Regions from separate parts of the Homo sapiens genome. Here region 1 is linked to region 2. A link is a contact called in ENCODE Hi-C or POLR2A ChIA-PET data. All regions are on one chromosome and are shown on one strand. Each heading gives the region's core, a stretch centred on a gene start or an enhancer-like site at or near the end of the contact. The rest is flanking DNA. Distances are from core to core; before and after follow the strand shown.

Region 1 (4,012 bases), core at 1,509-4,008, 54 kb after region 2:
AGCCTCTCCCCCAGACCTGCTGAATGAGAAGCTGATTAAGCAAGATTCTCAGGTGATTTGCATGTTACTGCTCAGTGTTCCTCAAATTTGAATGTGCATATGGAGTCCAGACTTGGGCTTTAGAACCTTGTGTATGCATCACCTCTTTTGGGCCCTCCAGTCTTCTGGTCTTTGTTTTTATACATTTTTCTCAGCCTTGATAGCCTGCATCTATTTTACCTTGTGCCACAATCCAGATGAGGCACAGTTTAATGTAATATGTATAGCATCAATGCGTGGTGCACAGATCCACAGCATAGGTACCAACAGAAAGCACCTTTCAAATACAGACTCCCAGCCCCTCCCCAGACCTACTGGGTCAGAATCTGCATTTTAACGAGACCTAGGATTTATTTACACCTTACAGTTTGAGGACCCCAAGTGTATAGAACCCACAAATTCTCCCATTCTGATAGACAGCATAGTTTACTTTCTTACTTTAATAAGCTGCATCACATACCTGCACACTAGAGGAAATTATACAGCAATAAAGCATAATTAGGTTTTGCTCCTAAATGAATTAAATATTAGCTTTTACAAATTGCCTATCAAATCACAGGAGAATCAAAGTACTTTTTTGAGTCCCTAGAAAGAACAGATACACAAAAGTGTACTATAAAAGTGGGATGAAGGCCGGGTGCAGTGGCTCACGCCTGTAATCCCAGCACTTTGGGAGGCCACGGTGGGCGGATCACCTGAGGTCGGGAGTTTGAGATCAGCCTGACCAACATGGAGAAACCTTGTCTCTACTAAAAATACAAAATTAGCCAAGCGTGGTGGTGCATGCCTATAATCCCAGCTACTCAGGAGGCTGAGACAGGAGAATCTCTTGAACCCGGGAGGTGGAGGTTGCGGTGAGCTGAGATTGTGCCATTGCACTCCAGCCTGGGCAACAAGAGTGAGAATCCGTCTCAAAAAAAAATGTGATGAAAAGAGGGGCAGATGCAATGATAATTATTTTGTGAATGTTGGCTACTATGTTAAGTAACTCACATGCATTTTATTTTCACAACTCCACTATGTAGGAAGTAGCATTATCCTCATTTTACAGATGAGAAACCGATAGAGAGAGCTTGAAATCACTTTCTCAAGGCTACATAGTAGGTGAGTGTTAGAGTGGCAGTTTGAACCCAATAGCCCCTGGCTTTAGAGCCGGGCCCCTTAACAACTATTAGCCAGTGTATCTCATAGAGAGAAGCTTTTTACACAGAGGCTACCATATGCACAAATATCACAAGCACAGTATGATTTGGTAAATGATACTGAATTCAAAGACACAAGTTTCACTCATTTTAAAATTGTGACTCAAACAAATGTGAATAGTGCCTAGAGGCTTCCTTGCTACTGAACTGTGGTCCATTTTTTGAACATTCCTGGTGCCCTGAGTAATGTACCTTTAACCTTATTTGAAATTCCCAGTATCTTCAGTGGGTGTCTGAGGGGTCTTTCTTACCTCTGTGAATCAAGTTGTCTCTGCACATTCATTTGGATACTTTCTCCCCATCTTTTTTAGAAGCTAAGTGTGATAGCTAAATGAGATAACATATAAAATGTGGCACATAGCAGATGATTAATAAAAGCCACTGTTATTCCAGATTGCTGGTTTTCTCAGACTTTCAAATTAACTCATTACCTAGATGCCAAAAGAAATATATTTGGTATTTTCTTGACACTTAGTAGGTATTCTAGAAATATTTTATTTTAAACAGATGAATGAATAAACAAAAGAATTGAGGTATAAACGTAGCTTCACTTAAGGAATCACTGCTGATCCTATCCCAGGTTGTCTTGGAAGTAAATGCTTGAACTCCCAGCATCATTTATCCAAAGTGAGTAAGAAGTTTTAAACAGGCCGGGTGCGGTGGCTCACGCCTGTAATGCCAGCACTTTGGGAGGCCGAGGGTGGTGGATCACAAGGTCAGAAGATGGAGACCATCTTGGCCAACATCTCTAGTAAAAATACAAAAATTAGCTGGGCATGGTGGCATGTGACTGGAACCCCAGCTACTCGGGAGGCTGAGGCAGGAGAATCGCTTGAACCAGGGAGGCAGAGGTTGCAGTGAGCCGAGATCGTGCCACTGCACTCCAGCCTGGCGACAGAGTGAAACTCTGTCTCAAAAAAAAAAAAAAAGTTTTAAATAACTGTCGTGTTTAGGAATGTCCACCTATTACTGTTCTTCTCCTCTGCTCTGATATTTTTCACTCCAGTCTATGGACTAAGCACTCCAGAAGAGGTGTCTGCTTCTGACTCCAGCACTGTGCATACTGATTCATTCGGCTGGCATTTGGCCTGGCCTTCATGTGGCAGAGGTATCTTTGGCCTATGGTTAAATGGAGTTGTCCCTCTGATGTTTCTGACTTGGCAATGAAATCTCAGTAACCAGAATCATCACTACAGCACCCTGCTATTTAATCTTTGCTGGAAAGTGATGAAAACAGACCTCACTTGTATGAGAACTCTTAGGTTTAGTGAAAGCAATGTGAGAAGTCGCCAAGTTTGTGCTTTGAAACAAGCACATGTTTGAAACCTTAGGTTTCTTTTTCTTAAGCTTTCCCAAGTTGGAAGCTTATAACACAGACATGAAAGTCTGATTTAAGCAGTTCCTATAACCTTTCTAATTTCAGATTTTAAAACTGCTTTTGCTTGAATAGAAAATGGAAAGCCAACACATCTCTCTCTACCCCCATCCTTCCCTGAATAACCTAGATACTTAAGCAATCCTTCCCTTCCCTGGGGCTGTGACTGTAGAGTATTATTTTATTGACTCATAATTAAGAACTTCTGATGAGAAAACCAGTCAACAGAGAAAAATGGCTTGGGGGTCCCACAAGCAAAGAGAAAGCCTGTATGTCCCTATTATGGCAAGTACAACAGGCAGGAATGAGGAGATCTTACAAAAGAAAATCTTTTTGAAAACGTTAAGTCCTTTAAAAAATGAACTTTATGTCCTTTTTGAGGAAGTCAGTTTTTTTTTTTCCTTTCCCATAATGTAATGAAAACGTGAGTGGTAGTTTGAGCTGCTGTAAGATTCAGGGAGTGTATGAGAGAGTGAAATTGTGTGTGGGAGGGGACTGACAATGGAAAGTTGGTGGTGAACACAGAGTGTGGGCAGAAGGAAAAAAGCACATGTGAAACATCTCTGAAAGGAAGTGTCACAGGAAAAACTTTTGAGGCAGCATTCTATGGGGCTGGTCAGAGCACCACCAAAGCTGCTGTGCATTTGTTCAACATTAAAAAAAAAATTCTGCTAAACAAATAAGCAAAAGATTTCAAATGTCCAAAGAGCCACTGAGGAGAAACCATTACTCTTTTAACTGAACAAATATTCCTGGAATTCAGTCACATCTTATTAGTAAAGAGAAGCTTCTAGCTCAATGCTAGAAACTGTTTTGTTTTTTTTTTTCTATATCTGGTTCCACTCATGGAAATGACCACCTCTGCACCCATTATTCACCGGCCATATCTAGTTTAATACAAGAGGTGATTTGCCTCTTGGTGCCTTGAGGTATGATTTGATGAGAGTTTGGTAATGCATATAAAATGGATTTCCATTATCCAATTATAGCCAATAGGACCTAATCTGACTTCTCTGAACAATTTTTTAAACAAGTAGCCATTTTGTATGGCACAAGTTTCGTGCTTATAATTTACTTCCTAGGAAATCTTTATGTATTAATGTAGTGTTTTTACATACCAATAGTTACTCCTAGAAGAGAATAGACTTTTAAGACTCATTTAAAGTGGATGCTTTGAATTCTCCATTTGAAATACCTGAAATAAGCTTAAACACTATTGCGGGATAGACTAGAAAGAAAAGTAGTCTCTTACCACTATGACTAATTTCAGGTAACTGAAAATCTACAGCTTTGAAACTGCAGCACTACTAGTTAATTTGCAACAGCAAATCTGTTTTTCTTCTGACAGATTTACTCATTCATGTCATGTTTCATTATATTCATTCTGTGGACATAC
Region 2 (4,198 bases), core at 752-3,251:
CTACCTGTAGGAAAGGATTAATTCATCAGTGTATTTGGGTGTTCTGGACTGCTGTATGTTACAGTTCTCATTGTAAAAGTCCAAGTGGTATTTGGGCTTATATATTAGTCTCTTCTGAGTTTGGCAATGTGAGCTATTTCTGAAAGTTTGATAACATTTATATTAAATTCTGTAACATGATGACCATGCCCAACATACTGCTACTTTCTGATGCTTATGGATACAATATTAGAGTAAAAATTAAAATATGTCTACTTAAGTGTTACATCTCATTCAATAATATATAGTGAGTGCCTTCTTCATTGCATGATATCTACAAGGAGATATGTGGATACAGAATGTGTAAGAGAAAACATCGCCCTCAAGTAGGCTTTCCTGGATAAAGATATTTCTTGATAACTTTTATCCAAGGTACTTAAATTTCAAACATAATGAACACATTGAAAAGGAACCATTAAAAGAAATCATTCTATTAATATAAAATAAATATATTCCTGTGTCAGTGTTCTGCAACCTATATTCTGATTTCAATTTTTGTTGAATGCCATTTGGGAGAATGTAGATCGGTAAGCAAAGTAAAATATATTACATTTTCTTATCATTTTTTATTAGTCATTATTATCATTTTCTTATCGATTTTAAAATTTCGCAAGCACCCAGATCTGCTATTTTTCAGCCATTTACATGTCTTCATGCATGGGAGTGGTAGCCCGTATACAGTCATTACACACCTGGATTATTTTCCCTATGAAAGACCTGTGTGAACATTCAGCCTTCTCTTGGTCAATCGACTTGGCAGAAAAACAGTTTAAGAAAATAAAAATATTAAAATATGGAATATTAATTGAAATATATTTTATGTTTTTAAGAAACATATTTGTACTTCAGATGAGGAGTATGAGAATACAATAGAAACCTTTAAAGGCTGTGTATATTACCAGATAAGAATGGTTTATAGGCCAGGCATGGGGGCTCATGCCTATAATCCCAGCACTTTGGGAGGCTGAGGCAGGCAGATTGCTTGAGCCCAGGAGTTTGAGACCAACCTGGGCAACATGGTGAAACCCTGTCTCTACAAAAAATACAAAAATTAGCTGGGCGTGATGGCATGTGCCTCTAGTCCCAGCTACTCAAGAGGCTGAGGTGGGAGTATCACTTGAGCCCAGGAGGCAGAGGTTGCAGTAAGCTGAGATCATGCCACTGCACTCCAGCCTGAGCAACGGAGCAAGACCCTGCCTCATTGAAAAGAAAAAAAAAAGAAAACAGAAAAAAGAAAGAAAGAACAGTTTATAATTAGACATTGCTGACAATTATTCTTTGTAGTTGTTTAGTGCTTTATAGCTCATAAGGTCTTTGTAATGGTTCTCTAAGACTTCTTTACATTCTATTAGTCTCTGAATATGACTTACTGAAGATTATACAGCTAAGTGGCAGGACACAGGACTCTATTTTTTCCTTTAAAGTCCTTATTACAAAATAAATACAAACTACTTTGTTTACTTGTTTACTGTGTTTCTCACCTATTGTGTTACTCACCACTACTAAAGTTCCAGGTAAGCAGGCACCACACCTGCTTTATTCCTCATTGTACCCCAATGCCTGGAATAGTCCTTGCACATAATACATTTTTGATGCATTTTTAATGAATTAAGGCAAGATATCAAATGTCTCTGATTCTAGTGCTTTCCTCCTTATACAACATTAGTGAGTACTTCAGGATTCTGGGATTATTTATTTGTTTAGAAGATCATGCTTCCCATATATTTGAAGGCAGTCAAACTCTTGTTCAAATACTATACTGAAATAAAAAGAGTCAAAGAAGTTTTGCTGTATGTAAATTAGTCTATACTTCTTTCCTTCAAATTCTATTCAACATGTCCAGCTACTTGATACATAGAAATTTTATAATAATATTCTCTACTTTTACTTACCACATTGTGGTAAAAAGTAAGTGGCATGTTTCAACTAATCCAGCCAGTATTGCTTTTATTTCCTCAAGCTAAGAGGGGTAAACAGAAATGGTTACCATGGAAAGTCATAAATACCACTGACTGCTATTTCCTCATTTGCTACTCTATCATGTATTAGGAGAATAAACCAAACTCTCCTTCTAAAAGTCGAGTTGCAGGCATGTGTAGGGCATTACATCCAGAGCTTCTGCAGTTCATTAGATTGCCCAGCTATAGCAGAAGTAGGGATGATAATAACAGTGGACACATATTGAGCATTTACCCAATGCCTGGTATTGCACTAGCAACATGCTATGGTTTGAATGTGCCCCACAAAGTTCATGTGTTGGAAACTTAATCCCCAAAGCAAGTGTTGAGAGGTGAAACCATTAAGAGGTGATTAGGCACAGTCCTCATGAATGAGTTAATGCTGTTATTGTGAGAGTGAGTTAGTTATCATGGGCGTGGGTTCCTAATAAAATAATAACTTTGTCTCTGTTCCCCCTTTATCTCTTGCCTTTCCATCTTCTACCACGGTATGACACAGCAAGATGGCACCTTACAAGATGCCAGCCCCTTGGACTTCCCAGTCTCCAAAACTGTGAGAAATAAATCTTCATTCTTAATAAATTACCCAGTCTCAGGTATTCTGTTATAGCAACACAAAACGGACTAAGACAATACATTATCTCATTTCATCCTCACACCAGGCCTATCAGTTAGGCCTGATATTTCTTCTTATTATTACACTTTTACAGAGGAAGAAGCTGATACTTAGAGATGTTAAGTTTTTAAAGTTCACTCAGCTAGTAGGTGGCAGAAGAGAGGTCCCAATCCAAGGCTTTTTTTTTTTTTTTTTAAACCGTGGTAATGATTTTATAGTATTTTTGTGCTGGAAATAGATAACTGAATGAAACAAAACTGAATAATTACTTACAGTAAAGGTCAGCTTTTTCTTACAATTTGTGTAGCTTTATTTCCTAAAAATTGGCATTTTTTTCCTATCTTTAGAGGAGTGATTCTTCTGGCTCGCTGCTCAAGGCTGCATTCTTAATTCCTAATAGTGACATACATCTCTGAACCTGGGAGGTGGAGGTTGCAGTGAGCCAAGATCATGCCACTACACTCCAGCCTGGGCAACAGAGTGAGACACCATCTCAAAAAAAAAAAAAAAAATTATATTGAAATTAACTGTGGACTCCTTGCACCCAGCTAAGAGCTTGGGACACAGTAGATACTTAATAGATTTTTGTTGAAATGAATTAATTTTGAACTAAACTTTAGTAACTAATCCCATTAAGTGAAAACCAGCATGGCACCAAGCCGACCTGCACTGAGGTGCCAGTGAACTCAATTATACGTGATATGTAAACACATCTAGGAATCAACGTTTTGATCTAGAGTATGAAGAAATCCAAGACTATAGGTAGACATAAATTATTTGAAGAAGTCCAGGTTATATCTAAATATAAATCTATACAGTAAGTCACAATTATCTAAACTTTTCCCACTTACCATCAGTTTTCTCCTCTTCCTTTTTTTTCTTTGCAGAATGAGCCGCATAATTGCTTCAATTTGCCACTTCCCTCTGACAGATGTAGTTATATGTATATATGTAATACATACACACATACATACATATGAGTTGAAGTCAATTAAGATAACAACTGACAAGAAATTAAATATTTAAAGATGTTGTTGATTATGTAGTTATCACAAATGTCTATTTAGCATCCCATATTGGAAAGAAAACCCCACCATGATTATCTCATGTTGGCAGTCTTCCCCCACCCCCCAAACTACAACTGCTACATAGTTACTTAGAGCCTTAATTCACAGTTGTTTATTTCCTGCTTTCACATCCAAAGTTGGGGAAAACAGACCATGGTGAATTTCAAATTTCAGAGCTAATAGCATACTTCTAGTATGGTAGGTATTTATTTAACTTTAATATGAGAAGTTAGGCATCTGTTTTTCTTTCAGCTGATGACACAGTTCATTTTCTCCTCAATAATAAAGAAATTTCAAAATGCATGAAAGCCCACTTTTTGCTTCATTTCCTGTAAATAACTTTACACTTACTTCAAAGCTGACCTTTCACTTAGATCAAAATCCCTGTTACTAAGACCTTGCAGAGAAGAGAACTGAATCAATAGGATGAACATTAAAATAATTGTATCTTGCTTTATTTACTGTACCCTGAACATCTTTGAGGGGTTATAATTTCTGGGGATGCCCTGAGCACTTTG

What was found. Hi-C counts contacts between places; a loop is a spot of excess contacts on that map. ChIA-PET counts read pairs that join two places held with the same protein, here RNA polymerase II (POLR2A). Pooled maps may share reads with other maps.
Region 1: a loop to region 2 is called in a map of B cell, with 2.2 times the contacts of the local background. The contact joins two enhancer-like sites. A Hi-C loop is called at or near these places in 3 of 168 maps with a recorded cell type or tissue (B cell, CD4-positive, alpha-beta memory T cell and CD8-positive, alpha-beta T cell), 1 of 37 single-sample maps with no recorded cell type and 4 of 50 pooled maps. POLR2A ChIA-PET finds 5 or more read pairs at or near these places in 5 of 52 experiments (T-cell, activated CD4-positive, alpha-beta T cell and activated T-cell).

Annotation. Positions count from the first base shown.
Region 1 is chr11:96,185,638-96,189,649 of GRCh38, forward strand. All of the region lies in intron 1 of MAML2 (mastermind like transcriptional coactivator 2), which reads right to left. Among named protein-coding and RNA genes, the nearest start is that of MIR1260B, 150 kb to the right of the region's middle. RefSeq lists an enhancer at 2,223-2,282. Within about 2 kb of position 2,759, at least 12 of the 41 ENCODE cell types and tissues checked have a DNase peak (open chromatin) inside an H3K27ac peak, as active enhancers do.
Region 2 is chr11:96,132,755-96,136,952 of GRCh38, forward strand. The region is part of intron 1 of MAML2 (mastermind like transcriptional coactivator 2); the gene reads right to left. Among named protein-coding and RNA genes, the nearest start is that of MIR1260B, 210 kb to the right of the region's middle. Within about 2 kb of position 2,002, at least 3 of the 41 ENCODE cell types and tissues checked have a DNase peak (open chromatin) inside an H3K27ac peak, as active enhancers do.